3 separate regions of the Mus musculus genome follow, and all the other regions are linked to region 2. The links are chromatin loops, found by intact Hi-C in ENCODE. Cell type or tissue: gastrocnemius. All regions are shown on one strand.

Region 1 (8,000 bases), 200 kb after region 2:
GCCCTGAGGGTGCATGCTGATGGGTATCTGTGGCTCTGAGGCCCAGTGGGTCCTATTTCTATGCTGTGTCCAGGGCCAGAACCTGTGCTACTGTTTGCCAATCGTATCGACATCCGGCAGGTGCTCCCGCACCGCTCCGAGTACACGCTGCTACTGAACAACCTGGAGAACGCCATTGCCCTCGACTTTCATCACCGGCGGGAGCTGGTCTTCTGGTCGGATGTCACCCTGGACCGCATCCTCCGTGCCAACCTTAATGGCAGCAATGTAGAGGAGGTGGTGTCTACTGGGCTAGAGAGCCCAGGTAGGAAAACAAGGCCCTGAGTGGAGAGCCTGGAATGCCATGTGCAAAAAAACACAGCGGAAAGGGGGGGCCGGGCCAGTGTTTCCAAAGTGCACAAAGCAGAAGGCCTCTTCCAGTGAAATCTTGGGTGAAACTCTCAGATAGGAACCAACTGAGGAGTTGAAAATGCTGCTCAATTGGTAGAGTGCTTGCTTAGCATGAACACAAAGCTCTAAGCTTGATTCCCCAAGCACTGCATAAACCAGACATGATGATGCCTGCCTGTCATCTGAAGAGGTAGAAGCAAAAGGATCAGAAAAGTTCAAGGTCATTCAGTTTAAAGCCGGGCTGAGATACACGAGACCCCCATCTCCACATACAAAAAGCAATAGCTAATCTGGTGGCCTCAGGCTTATCCTACAAGCAGGTTAAGTGACTAAGAAGTCAGCAGCATCCAGGGCTGGAGTTGCAACTCAGTAGGACAGCACCTGCCTACTTATGAAAGGCACTGATTTCCATCCACACACAGCACCAGGGCGTCCAGAGTTCAAGGCCATCCCCAGCTCTGTGTGGATGAAGTGCGTGACCCCGGTCAACTGCTTGACTTCCCTTCCCACTCTGGGAAGCTCAGTGCCAAGCTCACAGAGACGATGTGTGTCAGAGTTACAACAAGGTCCTAGCCTCAGAAGCAACGTCTTGTAAGAGTCTGCTCTTGTTTCCAGGACGCAGAGCTACCTAGGGTGAATGGCTGACACTCTTCCCTTGCCTCCTCTCACCAGGGGGCCTAGCGGTGGATTGGGTCCATGACAAGCTCTACTGGACCGACTCTGGGACGTCGAGGATTGAGGTGGCTAATCTGGATGGGGCCCACCGGAAGGTGCTGCTATGGCAGAGCCTAGAGAAGCCCAGAGCCATTGCCCTACACCCCATGGAGGGGTGAGTAGGTGTCTCAAATTTCCAGGTCCCTCCTGCAGCAGGCAGGGATTGTTCTCAGGCCTCTGGGCCAGGCACTGTGGGTCTTCCTCAGAGCAGTGTTGGCAATATGGACTCTGTACCCAGATGCCCTTGCGTCCTGGGTCTGTAGTGTGTGGCTGAACATCCTTGGCTTACTCAACCTCTCCGTGTTCCTTCATTTTTCTCTTTCATTCTTTTGTTTCTTTTCTTTTCTTTTGAATATATATAAGTAAACCCTTCAAACACACCAGAAGAGGGCATCTGGTCCCATTACAGATGGTTGCGAGCCACCATATGGTTGCTGGGATTTGAACTCAGGACCTCTGGAAGAGCAGTCAGTGCTTTTAATTGCTGAGCCATCTCTCCAACTCCCTCCCTCTTCATTTATTTCTTGGTTGGCAAATTAAAAACAAACACATATAAAGCAAACATAAAATAGGCATATTCGGGAGGTGACCGCAGAAGGATTGGGACTTCAGCTACAGAGTTGGTGACCAACCTAAGCTATTGAGACCCTGATCTAAATAAAGATACAACTGCTCCTACAAATATCTAAGGTTAAAATAATGAAGCATTTTGAATGGAATAAAATATACTAATTAGGTAAGTTTGAACTGCCTAGTGTTTTTTTATTAGCCCATAGAGTGAAGCTAATTAAAAATTATTATTAATTTAAAGCAGCCAGTAGTTGAGGTAATTAATATCATTAATTTGAAATAATTTTAAAAATTAATAGACAAGTCTCCTGCATTGAAGTCTCTTGAAATGAAAATTCCTAGCCTCTGGCCTGTATACATTCCATGCCACCTCTTGAGGGGATGACTCGCAAGATCCTGCAATTAGATGTCAACTGTTTGAGAAGTATGGTGTGAGGGAGAGGGGGCATAGAACAGGCCAGGCAGCAGAAGAGACTGAGAAAGAAGAGCCTGTGTGTCCTAACATATACACTGCACTCTCTCGTCGTCTTCACGGGCTCAGGGATTGCTGTCCACTGCTCCGTTTCTAGCGCCGGTTGCACCCCTTCCATAGCAGGCACTTTTAAAAATCTGATGAACAAATGCTCTGTCTCCAGGCAATTCAATCGAGATACTTAAAACATCATTCTTCAGAACTGGTGATACAGCTCTGTGATAAAACAGTTGCCTCGCGTTAGGTTCTGGGTTTAACTCGTTGGGTTCAGTCTTCAAACACGGGGGGGAGGGAGGAAGCATTTTAAATAAGTAAATTTTTTTTTTGAAAAAAGCATACTTCAAAGCCGGGCATGGTAGCATATGCCTTTAATCCCAGTACTCAGTGAAGCAGATGGAGCTCTGAGTTTGAGGCCAGCCTGATCTACACAGTGAGTTCCAGGCCAGCCTGGTCTACATAGTGAGTGCCAGGTCAGCCAAGGCTATATAGTGAGACCCTGCCTCAAAGATAGATGATAGATAGATAGATAGATAGATAGATTGATAGATAGATAGATAGATAATAAACTAACAAACAGACACAAACAAATGAATAAACAAACGAGATGGTTTCCAGGCAAACGGGTGAAACCCAACGTGTAAAGCCGTCTCCTGTTCCGTCACCGTGGCTGTCATTCATCAGTCCTCCGCCATCCATCTCTTGACTTCCTTTCTTCCTAGAACCATTTATTGGACAGACTGGGGCAACACCCCCCGCATTGAGGCCTCCAGCATGGACGGCTCTGGGCGTCGCATCATTGCTGACACTCATCTTTTCTGGCCCAACGGCCTCACCATCGACTACGCTGGTCGCCGCATGTACTGGGTGGATGCTAAGCACCACGTCATCGAGAGGGCCAATCTAGATGGGAGTCACCGCAAGGCTGTCATTAGCCAGGGTGAGGTCTTTGGTGTGCTGTCTTTCATCTCTCTGCTCCTTCCCCAATCCTGCCCCCAGGAGCCTTGGCAGAGGGTGAGATGTGTGTGGCTGCCAGGTCTGGCTGGGCTCAGGGGCCATGGCAGGCCATGTCTGGACTAAGGTCTTTTTGGACTGTCTCCAGGCCTCCCACATCCCTTTGCCATCACAGTGTTTGAAGACAGCTTGTATTGGACAGACTGGCACACCAAGAGCATCAATAGTGCCAACAAGTTTACGGGGAAGAACCAGGAAATCATTCGCAACAAGCTCCACTTTCCTATGGACATTCATACCTTGCACCCCCAGCGCCAGCCCGCAGGTAAAAAAAAAAAAAAAAAAAAAAAAAAAAAAAAAAGTCACATCAAGTGAGCTAGATTTGTCACCAGTGATGTGGCTGCTGGTGCCTCTTGAGAATCCGCCTTGCACTTGTTACAGATACAGTGAATTCCAGTCAGGGAAGTCCAGAGCTGGCATTAACATGGGCTACTTGCTCTCTCTGCTGGACATTTAGGGTAGTACAACATCAGGACTCATCTGGCTTTTTCCATAAAATGCAAACATTTACAGGTACTCGTATTCACATCTGGAAAAGATATCGAAATTAATCCCACAGAGTTGGTTTTTTCTTTTTTTAATAGACTAATTTGTTTTCATTTCAAATGTTATCCCTTTTCCTGGTTTCCACTCTGCAAACCCCTTATCCCATCCCCCCTTACAACACTTCTATGAGGGTGCTCCCCCACCCATCCACTCCTACCTCATCATCCTAGCATTCCTCCACACTGGGGCATGGAGCCTTCACAAGACCAAGTGCCTCCCCTTCCACTGATGCCAGAGATGGCCCCTTCAGTTCCTTCAGTCCTTCCCCTAACTCCTCCATTGGGGTCCCTGGGCTCAGTCCAATGGTTGGCTGCAAACATCCACATCTGTATTGGTCAGGAACTGACAGAGCCTCTCAGGAGACAGCTGTATCAGGCTCCTGTCAGCAAGCACTTCTTGGCATCAACACTAATGTTTAGGTTTGGTGTCTGCACCCCACAGAGTTCTTTTTTTGGAGGGGGGTTCAAGACAGGGTTTCTCTGTATAGCCCTGGCTGTCCTGGAGCTCACTTTTGTAGACCAGGCTGGCCTCGAACTCAGAAATCTGCCTGCCTTTGCCTCCCAAGTGCTGGCTGGGATTAAAGGCGTGTGCCACCACCACCCTGCCAGAGTTCTTGAAGAAAACCCTCCAACCCTTTGTCCTGGTGGGGTCTACCTTTGTAAGCGTTTCATTTTTCCTGATCATCTTGCTCTGGGCTCTTTGAGCAGGGAAAAACCGCTGTGGGGACAACAATGGAGGTTGCACTCACCTGTGTCTACCCAGTGGCCAGAACTACACCTGTGCCTGCCCCACCGGCTTCCGCAAGATCAACAGCCACGCCTGTGCCCAGAGTAAGTGGGTTTGGGACACCAGCCTCAGAGGAGGTGCCTTTTGGGGACAGTTAGAAGGAGCAGTGAGAGGAGTTGGAGGGAAGGCTTGTCAGGCAGGGAGGGCCAGATTCCTCAAGGAATCCATGACTGACTGTAGAGACCGAGGGCTTCCAAGTCAAAGCTGAGGACCTAGAACCCAGTGGTAGCTGGAGGCATCATTCAGTGTACAAACACCTAGCTCTCACCTCAACAGGCAGAATGCCTTCTGTCTGCGCAGAAAGAAGGTCCAGTTCCTCTAAAAAGCAGGGCAGTGGTTTCCAACTTCTGTCCCTTTAGCCTGATCCATAGAAGAGTTTGTGTTGTTAGAATAGAGAGCAACTGGGATCCCAGATGATGATCTGTGACCACCAAGTAAAAGATGATAGGATTCCCTGGTCTCTTCCATAATCTCTGCTTTGGTTCCTTAGAGCTCCTACAAGACAATTTTACCTTGCAAAGTCAGCCCTAGAAATCTCGGCACAAAGGTGACCTTATCTAAGGCTAGTCCAGGGAGTTGTTGATCAGGCATAGGGCATGACCAGCAAGAGGGCAGGATTAATTCATTATGTATCCGTCACAACGAATTCAACATGTATGTATTCATGCTGTATAATCCACTGACTCTCTTAAATCTAATTAAAATCGAAATTGGGAGACTAGGGTGTGGTGGTGTCTATCTAACCCCAGAGCTGGGTGCATAGGGAGGCAGGCAGATCCCTGAAGCTCACAAGCCAGCCAGTCTAGCCAATCAGTGGGGTTTGAATTCACTGAGAGAACTTGTCTCAAAATGAGTAATAAGGTGAAGATGTAGGAGAAGCTGCACAACTTCCACATGTACACATGTTTACACATACTCATATACAATTTCACAAACATACAGACATACACAGAGGCAAGAATCAGATTCTCTGGGCCCTGTCCAAACAGTGACTGGGGAAAATATTTTGAGGTTTCATTCAGATACATACTGAGAACTAGTTTCATACTGTATGTTTTTTCCTGGGCCTTTTTTTTTTTTTTTTTTTTTTGAGTCAGGGTTTCTCTGTATAGCCCTGGCAGTCCTGGAACTCACTCTGTAGACCAGGCTGGCCTCACACTCAAGAGCTCCGCCTGCCTCTGCCTCCTGAGTGCTGGGATAAAGGCGTGACCACCACTGCCTGCCTTCTTGTGCCCATCTGCTTCTGCTGTCTTAGATGCAAAATGCTTCCAGGGACATTCTCCCAATGATTTATCAAGGCTTGGAAGAGGGATTTGGAAGTTAGGCAGAAGCTCCTTTCTGAGTATCGATATACATAGGTTTTCATATTTGTGGGTTTCTTGTCTGTGCATTTAATCAACTGTGGATGGAAATTTTAAAACTGTGTCTGTACTGAAGATGTAGTACCCTTTAAAAAGATGCACTACATAGATGTGTGTGTGTGTGTGTGTGTGTGTGTGTGTGTGTGTGTGTATGAGATCAGAGGACAACCTATCAGAGTTTTCTCCTTTTATCCTGTGGGTTCTAAAGCTGGAACTCAGATCGATAGGTGGAGTGGCACGTGAGCCATCTTGCTGGCCTGTATGGGCTCTTTTGGTTATTATTATCTCAAGAACACATTAGAGTCACTGGGGAGATGGCTCAGCTGCTCTTTCAGAGAATCCAGATTCAGTTTCTGTTTCCCACACAGTAGCTCACAGCCGCCTGTCACTCTGGTTCCAGGGCCTCTGATGACGTTCTCTGGTCTTTCAAGGGCCCAAGGCACACGTATGGCACACATGTGTGCATGCAGGCAAGACACTCTTTGTGTCTTAGAGACAGGGTTTCTCTGTAACTTGTGAACACTATAGCCTTGTCTGTCTTGGAACTTGCTCTGTAGATCAGGCTGGTTTTGAATTTAGAGATCCGCCTGCCTCTGCCTCCCAAGTGCTGGGATTAAAGACTTACATACATATTTCTGGAAAAGAGAAGGATAGAATATAAGCCATCTAAATAGGAATTATATTCCACATTGAATCCTCAGTGTCAAGCAAACAAATACATTATGTTAGATATGTAGATATAGATTACAAGTAATCCAGAGATTACTTAGATTATGTGGGATATGCACAGGTTATATGAAACAAATACATTATGTTAGATATGTAGATATAGATTACAAGTAATCCAGAGATTACTTAGATTATGTGGGATATGCACAGGTTATATGAAAATGCTACCCTGTTTTATATAAGGGCCCAGAGTATCTATGAGTTGAGTATCTGCGGGCGTCTTAGAAACAATTCCCTGCACATAGCAAAGGCTAACTGTACTGGGAAAAATATTTAGACAAGCCAGAGGAGGCCTAGAGGATGGGAAAGCTGCTGTGGAAAGCAGTGCCCAAATTTCCCTTTGGAGCAGGCCTGAGCCCCAGTTCTGGGACACAACACTGAGCCCTGAGCATGCTCCCTGATCTCTGTTAGCCTCATGTGCTCTTCTGAAAACGGGAGCAAGAATAACATGTACTACAAAGCACTGGTATGGGATGTTGCCCTTGTTTTTTCTTTGTCTCCTTCCTTCCTTGTCTGTCTGTCTGTCTCTTTTTTTTTTTAAAGATTTTATTTATTTATTTAATATATGTAATGAGTACATTGTAACTGTCTGAAGACACTCCAGAAGAGAGCATCGGATCTCATTACAGATGGTTGTGAGCCACCATATGGTTGCTGGGAATTGAACTCAGGACCTTTGGAAGAGCAGTCAGTGCTCTTAACCTCTGAGCCATCTCTCCAGTCCCCTGTCTGTCTCTTTTTAGCATACAAAATATAGGGTTTATTATGGCATTTGCAAACTCTTTTTTCCCTGTTTCTCCGTCTTCTCACCCATTCCCCTGCACAAGCCCCGCCCCCATACCCTTGTACTTCTCTTGGTCTCCTTTCTGCTGAGGTCACATGCCCTTTGACTTCCCCCTTTTCTGAACAGCATTTCCCCCTCATGATCCTCTATCTAATTTCGTAGCCTCTGCCCTCATTCATAGCCACTCACACATGCCTCTAACCCTTGTCAGTTAGGATTCACATATGAGAGAGAACGTTTTTCTCTTGTTTTCACTTTTTGAATCTGGGTCACCTCACTTACTGACAACACATTTCAAATCCATTCATTATATTGTGAGGGTCATAATTTTATTTATCTTTATGACCGAGTAGAACAACACTGCATGTCTATACCGAGCATTGAGCCTTTCAAGGAAGGAACTTAGTGAGCAGTCATTATTGGCTAATCTGTGAAGAGAACAGCAGATGGAATGATCATTCTAGATGACAGAGTAGAAACAGAAACTTTAGCCCGGTAGCATGTCTGTAATTCCAGCACTTAGGAGGCTGAGGTAGGAGGATGGAGTTTGAGAAGAGTCTGTAGAAAGACCCTGTCTCAGAGAAGCAAAAGACCAGAAGACCTGAAATAGGACAAAGGTCTCAGAAGTAACCTGGGA
Region 2 (8,000 bases):
GTCAGCCTCTGGACATTGCTCAGGATCTCTTTGACAAGCGCTGGTGGTGGACAGCTAAAAGGGAGAATTCGGAGGGCAGATTTAATCTAAGTGCTATTTTTTCATCCACACCTGCAGGACATCAAAGCTGGGAGGCCCTGCAGGAGCAGGCCATACTGCAGACAGAGGCCTCCCTGCAGGAGCAGGCCATACTGCAGACAGAGGCCTCCCTGCAGGAGCAGGCCATACTGCAGACAGAGGGCTGGTATGCTTACTGCTGTTCAGCTGGTGGAATTAGAGATGGAACATGTACTCTGCCACATCCCAACCCATAACTATCTTTTGTACAGGGAACATACAAGAGTGGGGAAGAGGACACTGCTACTGTCAGCTTCTTGCCTGGAGGCTGTGTCCCTCAAGGGCCTTTGTCCTATACAGGACAGTTTAACCTTCCCTTTCTGTGAATGTTTCTGTTTCAAATAGCCAAAGCTAGTCTTCCCTTAGAAAACCAGATACTTGAGCTAGTCTGTCCTCAGTGTGCTTTAGGCACACGTGGTTATGTTTTAAAATCATGACCATCCTGGGGCATAGAAACCCTGAACCAATCAAAATATTCTGCTAGAGACTTGTTCTCAGCAGCAACCTGATCTCCAGGGCTGAGGTGGGGCCTCTGCCCATGCCCACCTGTACTTGTGCCGGTCACACAGGTTTTCCAGGCGCTGATAGAACAGTGATGCTTCCACTCCATCCAGCATACCGGCATCACCCAAGGCAGGTCGTTGGCGGTGTTGCCCACTGGATGATGTTGGGACAATCACTGTATTGGGGTTTTTCCCAGATAGCAAGTCCTGATAGATGGCAGCCACACTCTCCAGGAATTCTGGTACCATCAGAATAGGAAGGAACAGTTTAGGCAAGGAGGTTGTATTTCATCTCTTCACCATGTCTTTGCTTCTTTGTGTCTCAGTCTGTCCAGCTTCAGTGTAGATGACAAAATACCTGGAGTGACTACTGCCCTCATGACACTTCCTGGCCTAGATAGGGACACCCTGAAGACTTGCAGAGCACCCTACTCAGTGACAGGTTTGCTATGTACTTACTTATCTGTTTCCTTGCTGGAATGTAAGCTCCTTGAACAATGGCGAGGGTCATGACCCGATGTTGTCTCCTGTCCCAGTGCCTAGTACTATGCTGGGGCACGTTACAGGCTATAAGGTTTTTTGTTTTTAAGAGAACACATGGACATTCTCACTGGCTAGCCCCACTTCATGAGGCCATCTGCTTCATGAAAATGTGCTGGAGGCTGCAGAGAGTATCATGTTACTGCCCAGGCTAGGCCTCTTTCAGTGTAATCAATATAACTTGAAAGAAAATAAAAAATATCATTGAAGAGGGAAGAGCCTGAGCCTTACAAACTGCTAATTTATTAATCACTGGAAGGTGAATTTGTTTTCCCAGCTTTGTAGGCAGCTGCTGTTGGTAAGCAGTGACTTATTGCCTGCTCTCAACTCAGAGCCCTGTAGGTTAGAGGTGGGGAATGCGCCCAAACATGGCTGCTCTTTTCCTAAGGTCTAAGGGCTTCAGAGAAATGAGATATAGATGCTGATGTTGCTACGTGGTGTGGCCCCAGGTTTAGCCCCCATCTGAACAGCCCTTGGGCTGCTATCAAGTAAGCATAATGTGGCACCCGAGTGCAGCCAAAGCTGACTGCAGGACTGGTTAGCAAGAAGGTGATCTCCACAGTCTAGAGATAGCGTTCTTTATGCCTTTCTTTATAGATGTAACAATTTTTAATTTGTACTCCCTCGCATTTGAGGTGCATACATATATATTTATTCATCTGTTTTTATTCCATTAAGTCAGAAGGGGCTTAAAGGTGCAACTGGAATGAACTGGGGAGCAGAATGGAAGTGTGAGATAGCGTGTGTGTGTCTTTGATTACAATCATGTACCATTGTGTCTGGTTTACTGTGTGTTTATTAAAAGATATGAGTATGGTTAAAAAAAAAAAAACAAGACAAAACAAAACAAAAAAAAAAAACTGGCCACTGGTGATCCAGGACCAAGGGAGTGGCTAAAAGCACAGGTCTGGGTTCGAACCTCTCTAAGCTTATCTCTTAGGACTAGTGAACAGACTAAAGTCCTCAGTGTGGCAGCAGGGAGGTAGTGAGCACTATTGGTGTCTGTACTGCTGCTATCACTTAAGTGGGTCTTTTTGTGCTGCTGACTGGAAGCATCGTGTTTATTCAGTATCCTTAGTAGGCTTGGCAGACTGCATCTTGTGACCACCAGTGCAAATCAGATATCCTGTTAGTGGGCCATGATGAAGCATACCTCTAAAGGAAGTGGGGATGGGAACTGCATGTGCCAGGCACACAGATGGAGAAAACAACAGGATGAGAAAGGGAAACATGGGCCCCAACAAAAGCCACATGAGGCCTGGAACATTCTCACCTGAGTAATAAAACTGGATCTGGAAGGCGAAAAGGAAATCTGAAAAAGACATCAGGCAGTCCATGGCATCATCCATGAGCACAATCCTGGGGGAGAGAGGAAGAGGACCCGAGAGAGAGCCTATGTTACATGTGTATGTTACTACACGTGTGTGCCTGAGAGGAGAGAGAAAGCCAGACGGACAGAGAAACATTATTCATCAACAAGTTGTTTCCAGGCCTCCAGGCTCCCTTGGGGCTGCAGCGTATTTGGGGAAAGGGTCCTAAAGCAACCTCCTCTAGTCACTTCATCCCTACCAATCCAGCTCTGTCACTGAGCGGCACTGAGCATACTACTCCAAGGGCAGGCTCCCAGGTCAGTCTCAGTGGCACCAGTCAAAGGAGCATGGGCAGAGTGGAGTGGAGGCAGCAAAGAGAGGGTGCAATTGTAATGCAGCCAAGATTTCCTTTCATATACTTAAAGCAGTAAATCCTTTCATTCTGCAGTGAGCACCATTTAGTTCTGAATAAATACCGCTGATCAGAAAAGGCAAAAAGAACAGCCAAGAGGTTTAAAGGGTTCTTGGCAAGGGGTGCTGAGATTTAATAAGCTACCAAATGGCCAGAACAGCAACAGGCACCTCTACTCTGGGACTCAGAAGGCAGACTGGGAGCGGGAGGTGGGGAGTGGACAGTTCTGCCCAGAGAATACACATCAGCTAGCGAGACCGTGGCAGTCACTGCAGGCACCCGCCTCTGCTCTCCCCACTGAGCACTCTCCAGGAGAAACCGTTTGGTTGTTAAAGAGATCACACTAAGGCCAAATCCGTACTCTGCTCAGGGATGTAGCTGAAGGGGGACAGGAAGAGAAGGAAGTTAGCACTTGCTGGGCTCCAGCCGTGTGCCAGGCAGAGCGCCAAACTCCTCTACTGGAGTGAAGCTGGGCCTCAAGTCTGTTTCTGACAGGGACCTTCTGGCTTTTTCTTTCTTTTTTACATTTTAAACTGTTTTCTTTTGCTTTGGACTATTTTTCTAAAATCTCTACTTACTTGAACCAGAAGGGTCAGGGTTTGGGATATATTCTCAAAGACAGAAAGAAGGTCCTAGGTAGCTGTAATAACAATAGGAGTGACAGGTACCATTTACTGAGCACCTTGCTCCACAGTGGGCGCTGCATTTAGCATTTAGCTACCGTCATTACATTTCACTGATAGCACCGTAAAAGTTGGGACTGGCTCCTTCCTTTTGCACATGAGGGGTTTTTGATCCTAAAGCCTAAACTTGTGAGTCTGTATGACTTCAAAGGCTGTGTGCTTCCATTAGGCCGTACTATTTCTTCTTAAAGAAGAAAGCAAGCCCGGTGTGGTGGCGCACGCCTTTAATCCCAGCAGTCAGGAGGCAGAGGCAGGCGGATTTCTGAGTTCGAGGCCAGCCTGATTTACAGAGTGAGTTCCAGGACAGCCAGGGCTACACAGAGAAACCCTGTCTCGAAACCAAAAAAAAAAAAAAAAAAAAAAAAAAGATGAAGAAAGAAGTCAAGTGCATGCCTTATATCCCAGCATGGGGAGGCAGAAGCAGGTAGACAGAGCTCTGTGAGTTTAAAGCCAGTGCCAGCCTGGTTTATATAGAGAGTTCCAAGACAACTAGAGTTATTTAGAGAGACCCTTTCTAAAAATAAGCAACAATGAAAACACAATAGAAACACTAGCATTAGCGTATAAATTAGATTCTAGGACTAATTTATATTCTTAGCCATATATATCTTAGAGCTTTAACTGCTTCTTTGTCTCTTGAGGAGAAGGAAAGCAGCCCTCTGCTATCCCGCTGGAAAAAATTGAGGTCAAAGTGGGAAGCAGCAACACTGCAAGGGCCACAAGAGGGCGCCCACGTCCCTCCGTCAACAGCTGCGAGACTACAGCTTCAGTGTTCAAAGATTATCTTCTCATTTTAAAAATTTTTTTCCCTTTTATTGGATATTTTGTTTACTTAAACTTCAGATGTTATCCACTTTCCAGGTCTCCCCTCTGGGAACTCCCTATCCTATCCCCCCTCCCCTGCCTCTATGAGGGTGCTCCCACTCCCACCTTCCCACCCTGGCATTTCCCTACAGTGGGGCATCGAAAACCCTCAGGCCCAAGGGCCTCTCCTTGCACTGATGTCCAACCAGGCCATCCTTTGCCACATATGTGGTTGGAGCCATGGGTCCCTTCATGTGTACTCTTTGGTTGGTGGTCCAGTCCCCTGAGTTCTGATATCCAAGGGAAAAACAAACCCCAAAACAAATTAATACAAAACAAAATGAGAGAAAGAGAGAGAGAGAGAAAGAGACAGAGACAGACAGACAGGAGAGAGACAGAGCGAGAGCACTGAGTGGATTCACTTCAGACATCTGACTGGGTAGGCAGTAGAGACAAGGGAGGGGCCTGGGGCTAGTGAAGATGCGCTGCAGAGGGAGAGGGCGCTCCACAGGAACACCCAGGGAGAAAGGGACACCTTGGGAGGAGAGAGAGGAGAAGCCTGTCCTTCCTGCTCTACCCCTGGAATGGCCAAGCCCCCTAGCAGCCAAAAGCAAATGGCACAGGAGAGTGCTGGGCTGGGCCTCACCCTCAGGAAATCTTGGCCAAAGCCTTGAAGCTTTCAAAGACGACAAATGCGTCTATCATTAACCTAGAACCTAGGGCTCATGCTGATAGTCATAGTTGGTTTGTATCTTTATTGATCATTATATTGTGATGTAATTAAAATACCATAAAGCCAACCCATTAAGGTTTTGGTTTTGTTTGTTTGTTTGTTTCTTCGAGACAGGGTTTCTCTGTATAGCCCAGGCTATCCTGAAACTCACTCTTTAGACCAGGCTGGCCTCAACTCAGAAATCCACCTGCCTCTGCCTCCCAAGTGCTGGGATTAAATGTGTTCACCACCATTGCCCGGCTCATTAAGTATTTAAGACAGTGTTTTAGTCTACTGAAAGCACCATGCAGTTATCACCACAATTGTGATGATTCTAGAAGGTACTTCTCTCTGTGTGCCCCCCCCCCCCCCCCGCATGCTCCTGAGGTGCATTCTGCCTCTCTGAGGCTCCAGGAAAATCCTGCCAGCACTTCTCTAGAATGTTAGGAAAATGACCTCTCTAACCCTTTCCCGGCAAAACAATATACTGGGTCCCCACCTCAGAACTGGCTCCAGCTTTCTGTCAGGCTTTTTTTTTTTTTTTTAAAGATTTATTTTATTTTTAGGTGTGTGTCTATGTGTTGGTATGTGCACATGAGTACAGGTGAGGTGTCTGCAGTCCAAAGGCCTTGGCGTTATGGCACTTGTGAGCTGTGGGTGCTGAGAACCAAAGCTAGGTCTTCTAGAAAAGCCCAAACACTCCTAATCATAGCCATCCCACTGGCCCAAGGGAGGCCATTCTTAATTAGAACGTTCGTCTCCTTCTGTTGCATTTGGTTTCAGGTTTTGCTGAAGTACAAATCAAATCCACACACATTCTGTACGCAGTAGCCACTCCTACCCTGCTGTGCAGCTAGCTGCTGGACTGTCGACCCGATGGCCAGGAAGATAACAGTTCTTATCTACTCCAGGAATTTGCTGCTCTTTCTAGGGTGGTTTTGCTGTTCTAGGGAGAAACACCTCAGAGAGTTTTAGCACAGTAGAATTTGTGGCCAAGAGGAATGTGCGCCTGTCACTCACCTTACCTAGTTAGGGGCAAAGTCATTGGGAGTATGAGCTTGTCTGCCTGTTGCTCATTGAATCGGTACCGGGCACGAAGATCTGAGCCTTGAATCTTTTCTGCAGTCTGTTGTCAGTACCTCTGGGGTTCCAAGAATTAGGCTTACATTTGAGTTACTGGTCATACTTGTGCCAGAAAGAGTTCTTGATCCTTCCTTTGGATAACATGAGAGACTTGAGGGTGGCCATGATGCCCAGGAGAAGGCAGGGGCCCTGCTGAGGAGAGAAACTCTGCAGACAGCAGAGTGAAGACGCCTCAATGGGGGCAGGGTAGCCTGCTGCGCTTGTTTTTTTTTGTTTTGTTTTGTTTTGTTTTTTTTAGGTTTGTTTATTTATTGTTATATGTAAGTACACTGTAGCTGTCCTCAGATGCACCAGAAGAGGGCATCAGATCCCATTATGGGTGGTTGTGAGCCACCATTTGATGGCTGGGAACTGAACTCAGGAGCAGTCAGTGCTCTTTTTTGTTTGTTTGTTTGTTTGTTTTTCGAACAGGGTTTCTCTGTGTAGCCCTGGCTGTCCTGGAACTCACTCTGTAGACCAGGCCTCGAACTCAGAAATCTGCCTGCCTCTGCCTCTCAAGTGTTCGGATTAAAGGTGTGCGTTGCTGCCGCTGCCACCACCATCTGGCTGAGCCTTCTCTCCAGCCCCCTGCCCTTGGCTTTTTGTTCCTGCTGTTTACTTGGCTGGGACTGCGATATGGTCAGAAATGCCTGTGGGCAAATGGTGGAGGCAGACAGGTACAGGGACATGACGCTGGGTGACAGCAGCACATGGAAAGGTGAGAGGTTTTCTCTATTGCCAGCAGTGGCACTGGGTGCCACAAACCCACCAGGCTAGGGAGGCTGTTCTTCTCTGCACTTCCCCTGGAGGTATAGAATAGACTAAGCAGGCAGGAGGCAGGAAGAGAGACATGGAGATGTGAGACAGTAGTGCATTAACAGCTGGTCTAAGGGGATCTTTGCCCTTGGGCTGGAAGACCTGCCAGATAACACCTTTCTTTCCTGCTTATTTGACTCTGGGTTCCAGCATGGCTCCTGCCACAGTTAAGGCGCTCACTCAGGAAATGCAGTTGAATGAAGGGATGGATGAATAGGAGAAAGGCCATATTTACTACCCTACTCTTTGCCCCTGGCCAGAGGACTACACTCAGCCCTGGAAAGTCCAATTAGGAAGAGAGTAGAGCCTGGAGAAGCAGGTCAGAATGACATGTACTTGGACAAGTGGCTGCATTTAGCTCTATTGTCTTGGTTGAGAAGCTAGGAAGAAGTCAAGGTCAGATCCAATTCTCATAGGACATCAGTGGACCTAAAAGTGAGCACTGGGAGGTTTTTATTCCAAGCTGGGACTGTGGCTGACTTGTGTAGGAGGGAGTCACCCAAAAGTTAGGAAGCTTGTATTTTCCCAAGAGCTGCTTCTGGCCCTGTCAGAGTGTCACTTGTCCCAACCATGGATGCAATATTGGCTTTTCTTACTAGAACTGGAGAGAAAAGCTGGCTGTCCAGAGGACTGATGGGAAGGTGCTCAGATCTTTAAAAATACCATATACGGCTGATACCGCACTGGTTAAAGGCACCTGCTACGGAGCCTGAGGACTTGAGTTCAGTAACCCAGATGTACACGATGTGCCCGACCTGTCACAGGCTGTTCTCTGTCACATGTGCACCACAGATGGCATGCCACCACCCCAGCATTTAAGTGTGTGTGTGTGTGGGGGGGGATGGCAGGGGCATCAGATCCCTTGGAGTGGGAGTCACATGTCAGTTATTAGCAATATGATGTGGGTTCTGAGAACTGAACTTGGTCCTCTGCAAAAACAGTATGTGCTTTTAACTGCTGAGCCATCTCTTTAGCCATTAA
Region 3 (8,000 bases), 170 kb after region 2:
ATCAGGCCCTAAGAAAGTTAGGGGGTGTAAGCAAAAAGCAACAAAACAACCTGGGAACACAGGAGGCAGCAAGATGAACAAATAACTACTAGTATTCAAGGGGCGGAGGGTGGGGAAGACCACAGAGATAACATCGAGAGTGGATTAGAAGTTTATGTCGTAATCCAAACGTTTCATACTGCTGGAAAGCCTTACAAACAGGAGCCGAAAGAAGGCCCAGGTCTTCTTGGCAGAGTGCAACTCTAAGTACTGACTTATTTCCTTACCCCCTACCCCTTTCTTGCCAGGATCAGAAAGTCAAGGATGGTGAAGGGGCTCATTCACAGACAGTATGGAGGAACTGAGATTGTCTGGGCCAAATCTGGGCATTTGAACTGGGGAGACAGGACCCAGACAACTTCACCTCAGGAAATGAATAAATGAAAAGGGGAGGTCGCCGAATTATTTAGCCCAAGAACAACACTGCCTAGACCGGGGGAGGGGCTGGGGTGCAAGAAGAAAAACTTCAGAATAGGGATTTTTGACAGTGAGAACACTAGTTGAGACACAACACTGTAGGCCCCCTGATGTCCCTTGTTTGGTGTCAATAAAGGCCGAGAGAATTATGCTCTAGCAAGCCTTGCATATTTTTGAAACATCACAATAAAGTCTGGAGTTGGAGCTGGTAGGGGGGCCGGGGTCACGCCCAGGCGACTTGGGTCAGCACGGGTGCTCCTCCCTAGTGTGGACCGATAATGAACCCAGGCTGAGAGTTGCCAGTACGATAATTTTCTGTTTAAGCTGGGGATATTTGAGTCGCAGTAATGGGGACAGATAAGGGGCTCTCTCCGGAAGGCTAGGAATGTTAGGGCAGACTGAGTAGGAGCTAAGGCGAGCGCAAGAGGCACAGGCGGGTGGGGTCCTGGGACTGGGGGGCGAGGGCAGAGGGCGGGAAGGGGCCGGGCCAGAGCCGGGGGCGGGACCAGGCGGGGTGGTGGTGGCGGGGGCCGAGACGCGGGAGGCGGGGCGGCCAGGCTCGGGACACCCCCTCCCGGTCCCCTGGCGGGGCGGCTTCAACTCCGGCAGTACAGGAGGCAGCAGCAGCCCGGAGGGCGACTTGCAGGGCGCGCCGGCCGAGCTGGACCCGGGACGCTTTTCAACCCGGGGGAACCCTCCGCTGATTCTCTCCGCCCCGGCGTCCCTTGGGAGCCCGCGGGACCCCCGGGCCGGCAGGGAACGCCGGCGGCGGCCGCAGCACCATGAGGCGGTGGTGGGGCGCGCTGCTGCTTGGCGCCCTGCTCTGCGCACACGGTAAGCGGCGTCGCAGCGCCCGCGCCGACCGGGCCACCGGGAAAGTTTGTCCCTGAGACTGGTCGCTGCAGGACTCGCCTCCTGGGAGTGGGACCGTGAGGCTGGGGCCTGAAGTCCCACCCTCGAGCTCACTTCGAGCACCAACCCTGGCAGAGCGAGCGGAGGAAAGCAATAGCAGCCCCCGCAGCTCTTCTAGCACGAGAGGGGACAGCGGTGGTGGGACTCGTCCCCGCTGTAGTCTGGGCCGGGTGGAAGAAGACCCAAGACGCTCTCTCGGCTTCCATCGCTGCTCTTTAACGAGCCAGGGGCGGGTTCCCTTTCAGGTTAAGGCAGGGCTTCTGTGTCCCTGGTGCGTGCGAATGAATGTGTGCAAAGAAAGGAAGGCGGGGAGGATGGTCGCTAAACCCATAAATTGTAAACAGTTCTCTTTCCAGGGACTGGGGGATCTTGGGTGGATTGCGGAGAGGGGCCCAGCTGAATCTGAGTTACTTGAGCATCCGGGATTCATGGACTTGGGGAGCAATTTCTCGGACTCGAAACCCTGCTCTCTCTGAGGGTCCTTGGTTCATACTTGCGTGCAGCATCTCCCCTAAGTGGAGTTTTGGGTTCCCTCTCCTGGCTGCGGCCAATCAGCTTCCTGCCCCGGATCCTCCCCAAGGGAGGGGTGGGGAACAGCGATGGAAAAGAGGTTGGGGAGGAACTTTGGGAAGAAACTGCTGGAAAGCTCCCTCAGATCGGTTCTGGCCCGGGTAAAGCGCAGGGGCGCGTTCTTTGGGAACTTCCAAAGGCAGCCTCGCGACCCGTGCAGTGGGGCCTTGGCCTCCGGGGAGCTGGGCGGATGGCAGCGGCACTGCTGCTTCATCTGCTCCTTATTAATAACGTGTTCGGTGCCCGGACGCAACTGTTATGTCTACTTAGGACTGCAGTGGAATCTGCTTCTCTGCAGCAGCTTGGGAACGTGGGTGCACCCGGAGATTTAGCAGCTGCCTCTGAGTTTGTGCCCAAAGATCAAAGATCGATCTTTGAACTCTCAACTATATTCACCCGCCGGCTTTTCCACGTGGGGGAGATCCAGTTCTTCGATTCCCTGGCTGCGGGACGAGGGGGTGGGGTTCAGAAAGAGCGGTCTGCAGATCCTGGCGATTCACGGGTTCTTTCTTTCACATGGAGGAGCTCGTGTGGAAAGTGCAGATTTCGGAACTTGCCTGGCAGGGTGTGGAGCTGTCTGGGCACTTGTTTTAAAGATTGTTTTAGCTCCCGAGTCCAAAACAAAGTTCTGGTGTCTGCTATTTAAACCGCTCGTGGGTTTTCAATGGCTTTTTCCATGTGGTATCTAACGCCGACCGAGTCTTTTCTCTCCGACTGGTAGTCTGGCCGACCCACGTTCCTCTTCGCGCCTCGTTCTCCCCCTCTCGGGCTCTCTCCTCGAAGGTTATTTGTAGCCTCTTCGGCGTGTTAGGACAGCAGCCCTACTGGGGTAGGAATGTAACTGTTCTTCCCACCACATGGGCCCCTTAAAGGGACAGCTATGCTTTTGGGGGGTTTCCCCCCTTCGGGTTTCAAGGGAAGGGGATGGAACTTTCCTCTCGGCCCCCTGGAGGAAGTTTTGAAAAAGATCAAGGGAAATAGCTAGGCACTAGGAAAAGGGGGGTGGGGTGGGGGCTAAAACGGATACCAACAAAGCCAAAGAGGAGATTGTCGCCTTCTGCCCCAGGGAAGGGGGAGCTGGAAGGTTCCGGACTGAGACTCGCCAAGAGGAATTCACTGCTCCAGAGCTGCTGTCAAAATTGCGTACATTACATTTGCAATGGAGGATGGGGGTGAGAACAGGAGCAGAGAATCGTGGATTCTTAATGTTTTGCAGTGGGAAAGAAAAAAAAAAAAACAACATTAGAGGGTTCTCAGTAACTAGTTGAGGTTCATTTTTAAAGGAGAAGGTTTAATAGAAATTTCTAAGTTGAGACTTCCTGTGCATACGGAGTAGGCAGAGGTAGGAAAATTTTGTGCTTTGCAGGGCTTAATACTGAGCCATCCTTGGTGACCTTATAGAAGACAGAGTCACAATGAGGTAGAGCAGTTGCAGAGTCTGTAACCACCACCCCCCACAAATCCCAGTAAGATCCCTAGTACTAAGTTCAGGTCCTGAAGAGGTGCTTCTGAAAGCTGCTGTGTGTTACTTACACAGACAACCTCAGCTAGGAGTGAATTCAATACCAGACCAAGGTGTTAGTTTAGATTTTATTGATCCTCTCAGGATTTCCCTAGAGCCTCTCCACTTGGTGTTAGCCTAGATCACAATCCACTGTTCAGAATTTAGAAGGATGTGGCCAGAGACATGGCTCAGCGGTTAAAGCACTGCATGTTCCTCCAGATGACCTGGGTTTCATTCCCATCTCATACTTGGCAGCTCCGGGATGTGTAACTTTGGTTCCAGGGAATCTGACGCCCTCTTCTGGCCGCTTCAAGTACTCCACACATGTGGTGCACAGCCACACACACACAAAGTGGAGGTAAAATAGCTAAGCATGGTGCTTATCTCTGTGATGCTAGCTAACACTTGGGCGACTGAGGCAAGAGTTGTTAAGCAAGGATGAGGTCAGTCTGGGTTGCGTAATTTGAAGTCATTCCAGACTAGACAGCAAGACCCTTTTCTCAAAAACAAAACAAAACAAAACAAACCACACAAAAACCTATTTCACTCCCAGCACTTAGTAGGTGAAAGCAAGAGGTTTAGAAGTTCATGGTTATTCTCAGATACCTTGTGAGTTCAAGGCTGGCTTGGGCTTCATAAGACTCTGTCTCAAAAACTAAAGTTAACAACAACAACAACAACAACAACTGCTCTTGTGATTTAAATGTTAAGGTTTTTGTAAGGAAGTGGTAGTAGCCACGGGTATTTTCATCCTGTGCGGTACGACTGGAGTGTATATAAACCACTTCACTTGGAATCTTTTCTAGGGAAGTGAACCCTGACGATCCTGGCCGGGAGTGCTCGCTTGGGTAGATAAAGACGTTTCTGAAGATGAGTGCAAAATAGTTTAGCTTAAGACTGGTCTTATTTATTTCCATGTGGTTGTTGTTGTGACCACGGTTGTCAAGGAACTTGAGTGACATTGCCCTTGATCTCTCGGGACTCAGGCTTCTCACTGATTCTGGATTTCCTCTTCTGTCCCCTGTTGGGTATCAGATGACATCTTTGGGACTGGCACCTAGTATTAAGAGTAACAGGTGCAAGGGAACTTAGTCAGGCCCTGTCTGACACAAAGCACGTTGGGCATGCTCGTCTTCCGCGCCAGCAAAGGACACCGGAGGTCACAGAGGACATGGTGCTTTGTAGCTCTTTGCATAGGCCTCCTACAGACTAATTGCTAGTGTTGGCCCCTAAGATGAAGAAGGGTGATAGAGTGTTGCTGCTGCTTAGAGAGATAACAAAGGGGTTCGTGAATAAGAACACAATAATTTCTGAGACTGAAAATGTACCTTGTTTTATTACATGGCCAGATCTCAAATCTAAAGTGAAGTTCCATGTCTTTGTTCAGCTGCTAGCCACCATCTCTACATTCTTTGGTAGAGTGTCACCATGTTTTGTCACAGATGCCTAGACATAGGGCATGTGAGTCCCAGGCTGTATGAATCCTGGTGGCCATCTTCTCCCCAACAGTGAATGTCTTCCTCTTCTTAGCCTTGTGAGTGGCCCAGGAAGGACTAGGTGCTGAGATTTAGTTGGCAGAGCCTGAGTTTGGCCCTAAAAATAGCACTGATGATCACCTATGCTTGTCCCTGTCCCTGGGGCTTAGAGCTAGTGTGTGGTCAGGCTCATTCTCCCCAGGACACTCAGGAACACTGCCCGAGCTGAGTGGTGCCCTCAGGCTCCTGTTCATCCACTCAGCAAACACCGTGTCGCACTCTCATCAGCCTGCATACCTAGCTCAGTATTTGAGAAAGCACAGGCAGGCTTGGGTTTAGCACCTGGCTTTGATACTTCTAGGTGAACTCATGAAAATACCCTGGCCCTTGCTTCAGGACTCGTATCTGCAAATGGGGTTGGAACTGGGGAGGGGAGTGGCATATTTTCACCTGTGACATTTTCGTGCTGTGGAAATTAAAAGAGACTACGACAGAGCATTTCAAGTCATCCAGCACAGAGCCTGACAGCTGCTATGTTAGCTATAGGCCCAGATAAATGCCAGCTGTTCCTTAGTAAGACTGCCTAAGTGGGTCAGAGATGGTTCTGGGGTTTGGAATATGCGGAGCCAGATAAGTTATACTGCAGCGTCTCATATGATGAAGGAGGCTTGATCCTTCATTGTTTTAACTCGTTTTTTTTCCCCCCTCTGTGAAATACCTTGTCCTTTCTTTTTCCTTCTTGAAAACCTAGTGAAACCTAATCATAGTTCCCTCCTGTCCACGCTTCCAGAAAAGAGGTTTATTACTTTATGAAGGAAGCTAGGGGAGAGGACCAAGGGGGTTGGGGGGAGAGAGGAACTCCCTTGGGAACATCCCTGTTGAGAGGCCAGGAGGGAGACCTACAACTCCTTACACTAAGATCGCTGTGACCCAGGGTGAGAGAGGTTGCCAAGGTCTCTTGTAGTTGGAACAGTTTAGAATTCCAACCTGTCCCTCCCACTGGCCTGAGGAAGGAGTCAGGGGCCCCAGAGCTCTAGAGGTAGTAATTGCCTCAATTTGGAGGCTGGGCTGTTGGGAGCCTGCTTCCTTCACAGCCACAGTCTTCAATCAGGAGTCCTGTCAGTGTGCCCTATAATTGATGTGGGTCTCCAGCCCCAGACTCGTAACCCCCAGCTCCTCCACCCCAAAGTTTGACCCCTGTTGTCTCTTTGTTTCTTCCTTTTAAGTTGGTGCCAGTGTTGTGATGTTTCTGGGAACTGCAGAAAGTTGACCGTAACCCAGAGCAGCCGTCAAGAAGAGCTGATTCTTTTAGCTTCCCGGCGGTCTATTTTCTGTTGTGTCTTTTTGATTTAGCAAGAAGCAAACATCCCAGGTGCCTCTGGGCATCTCTTCCGCCCATCGGAGCAGACTTCATTCTTTCAGTGCACGTAGGCATTCCCATCTGTGTCCCGCAGATGAGTGGATGGCCTGTCAGCTATTTCTAACGCCTGCACCCCCACCATTCAGGTGAGAGTGAGGAGGGAGGGGCGCTGCGTGCACCCCAGCTGGAGAAAGCCTGGCTGGGACTTGAAGCAAGCCCTGACTTGGCCTATGGGAGCTCCCCCTCACCTCTGTACAGAGGGAAGGATCCAAGCATCGAGCCAAGCCAGGAAACAAAAGACTAGGAGCAAACCTTCCATCTGGCTGCGAGGAGGCAGCGACACAAAGGTGCTGCTGCACAATTTATCACTGGAGATTTTCTGCAGCCAGGGAGCTCCAGACCCTCACCCTCACCGCCCCCCAACCCCACCCTACCCCCCCCCCCCCCCCGGGTGTAAGGCCAGGCAGGTATAGACTAGGGTATTAGGAGAGACACCTAATTAGCACGTGGAGGAAAGCTGCTTCTGAGGTCGTCAGTGTCTCCTAGGATCACAGCCCAGCAGCTCCACTTCCTGTCAGGCCTGCAAGGGGTGAGGGTGGGGGGCCACTGCGGGGGTGCTACGTTCCCTTCTCATGGTCTATGGAGTGCAACTGATCTTGTGGGCATGGGTGAGGACAAGAGAAATTTTATGTTGGCCGACTGCAACATCTTAGGAATTAATGAAGAAGCTGGGTTTAGGCAAGCAAAGGGGAGAGAGTCGCTTTTCCTTTCATTTTCCCCACACCAGGTAGCTGAAGCAAGAAGTTTCTACTAAAGAGACTGAGTGAGACAGTAAAAGTCAAAGGCTTTAAATCAGCGGTTCTCAACCTCCCTAATGCGGTAACCCTTTAGTATAATTCCTCATGTTGTGGTGACCCCACCACCATAAAATTATCTCATTGCTACAAAATATCAGTGTTTCCCAATGGTCTTAGGCGACCCCTGTGAAAGGGTCCTTAAGGCACTCAAAGGGATCATGACCCACCAGTTCAAAACCACTACTTTAAATGGTCCTTCTCCAAACAGAGGTTCTACTTGTCCCTCCTGACTGTTTCTGTACTACAAAATGGGGCATGTGGGCTAAGACATACAAATGTACTCGAGAGAGTTTTGCTGCCTTGCTGATCCGGTGATAAGCAGTAATCAGTGGGAAACTGAGACTTAGAGCAATTTGCTGTGACATGGCCACTGAGTAGCTGCATCAGGATTCGAACCCAGAGTCTAAGATGAGAACCCTATACCTCAACACATGCTGCCTCTCAGAACAGAGTTTGGAGTTTCTGTAAATAATCTATGTATGGGTCTATGGCCCACATGAGTGCAGATGCCTGAGGAGGTGAGAACTGGAGCTATGGAGGTTGGTAACTTACATGCACATTCGGAGAATACAGCACTGGTCCTCGGAAAGAGCAGCCAATGCTCTTCGTGGCTGAACCATCTCTCCAACCCCCAGAACAGAATATTTTAAGTCTCAGTTGTCCCAGAAGATCTAGGTTGGAAAAGTTTACAATTGGATTGACCTCTTTGGGATTTAGTTACTTCTTTTGTTTTTTGTTTTTACATTTGTGTGTTGTGCATGGCATGGAAGGATGTTGGTTCATTCCTTCCACCGTATGTGTCCCAGGGATCGAACTCACTCTGCCCTCTTAGCACATACAAGCACACAATACTGTAGCTGACTCTT

What was found. Hi-C counts contacts between places; a loop is a spot of excess contacts. Peaks named below come from ENCODE experiments on the same cell type or tissue, not always from the same donor. Only the 100,000 strongest peaks of a DNase experiment are listed, where the experiment ranks them.
Region 1: it touches region 2 in a loop (9-fold over the local background); 40 of 42 quality-filtered maps call a loop at or near these places.
Region 3: a loop joins it to region 2, with 3 times the contacts of the local background. A loop is called at or near these places in 11 of 42 quality-filtered maps.

Annotation. Positions count from the first base shown.
Region 1 is chr2:91,477,448-91,485,447 of GRCm38, forward strand. Lrp4 (low density lipoprotein receptor-related protein 4) reads left to right here. Exons shown (of 38, transcript NM_172668.3): 12 at 74-304; 13 at 1,063-1,219; 14 at 2,866-3,083; 15 at 3,246-3,422; 16 at 4,411-4,533. Among named protein-coding and RNA genes, the nearest start is that of Lrp4, 24 kb to the left of the region's middle. In gastrocnemius, a CTCF peak has its summit at 3,612; DNase peaks (open chromatin) are centred at 1,116, 3,186, 3,523 and 3,942.
Region 2 is chr2:91,281,802-91,289,801 of GRCm38, forward strand. It overlaps 1110051M20Rik (RIKEN cDNA 1110051M20 gene), which reads right to left. Exons shown (of 9, transcript NM_175123.5): 5 at 2,434-2,519; 6 at 664-859; 7 at 1-54. Among named protein-coding and RNA genes, the nearest start is that of Arfgap2, 21 kb to the left of the region's middle. In gastrocnemius, a CTCF peak has its summit at 4,281 (motif pointing right); DNase peaks (open chromatin) are centred at 2,339, 2,712, 3,310 and 4,290; H3K27ac peaks cover 1,899 bases.
Region 3 is chr2:91,456,463-91,464,462 of GRCm38, forward strand. It overlaps Lrp4 (low density lipoprotein receptor-related protein 4), which reads left to right and starts at 1,069. Exons shown (of 38, transcript NM_172668.3): 1 at 1,069-1,290. The coding sequence starts at 1,239. In gastrocnemius, CTCF peaks have their summits at 2,787 and 3,757 (motif pointing left); DNase peaks (open chromatin) are centred at 1,064, 1,483, 1,951, 2,417 and 3 more places; H3K4me3 peaks cover 3,783 bases; H3K27ac peaks cover 6,537 bases.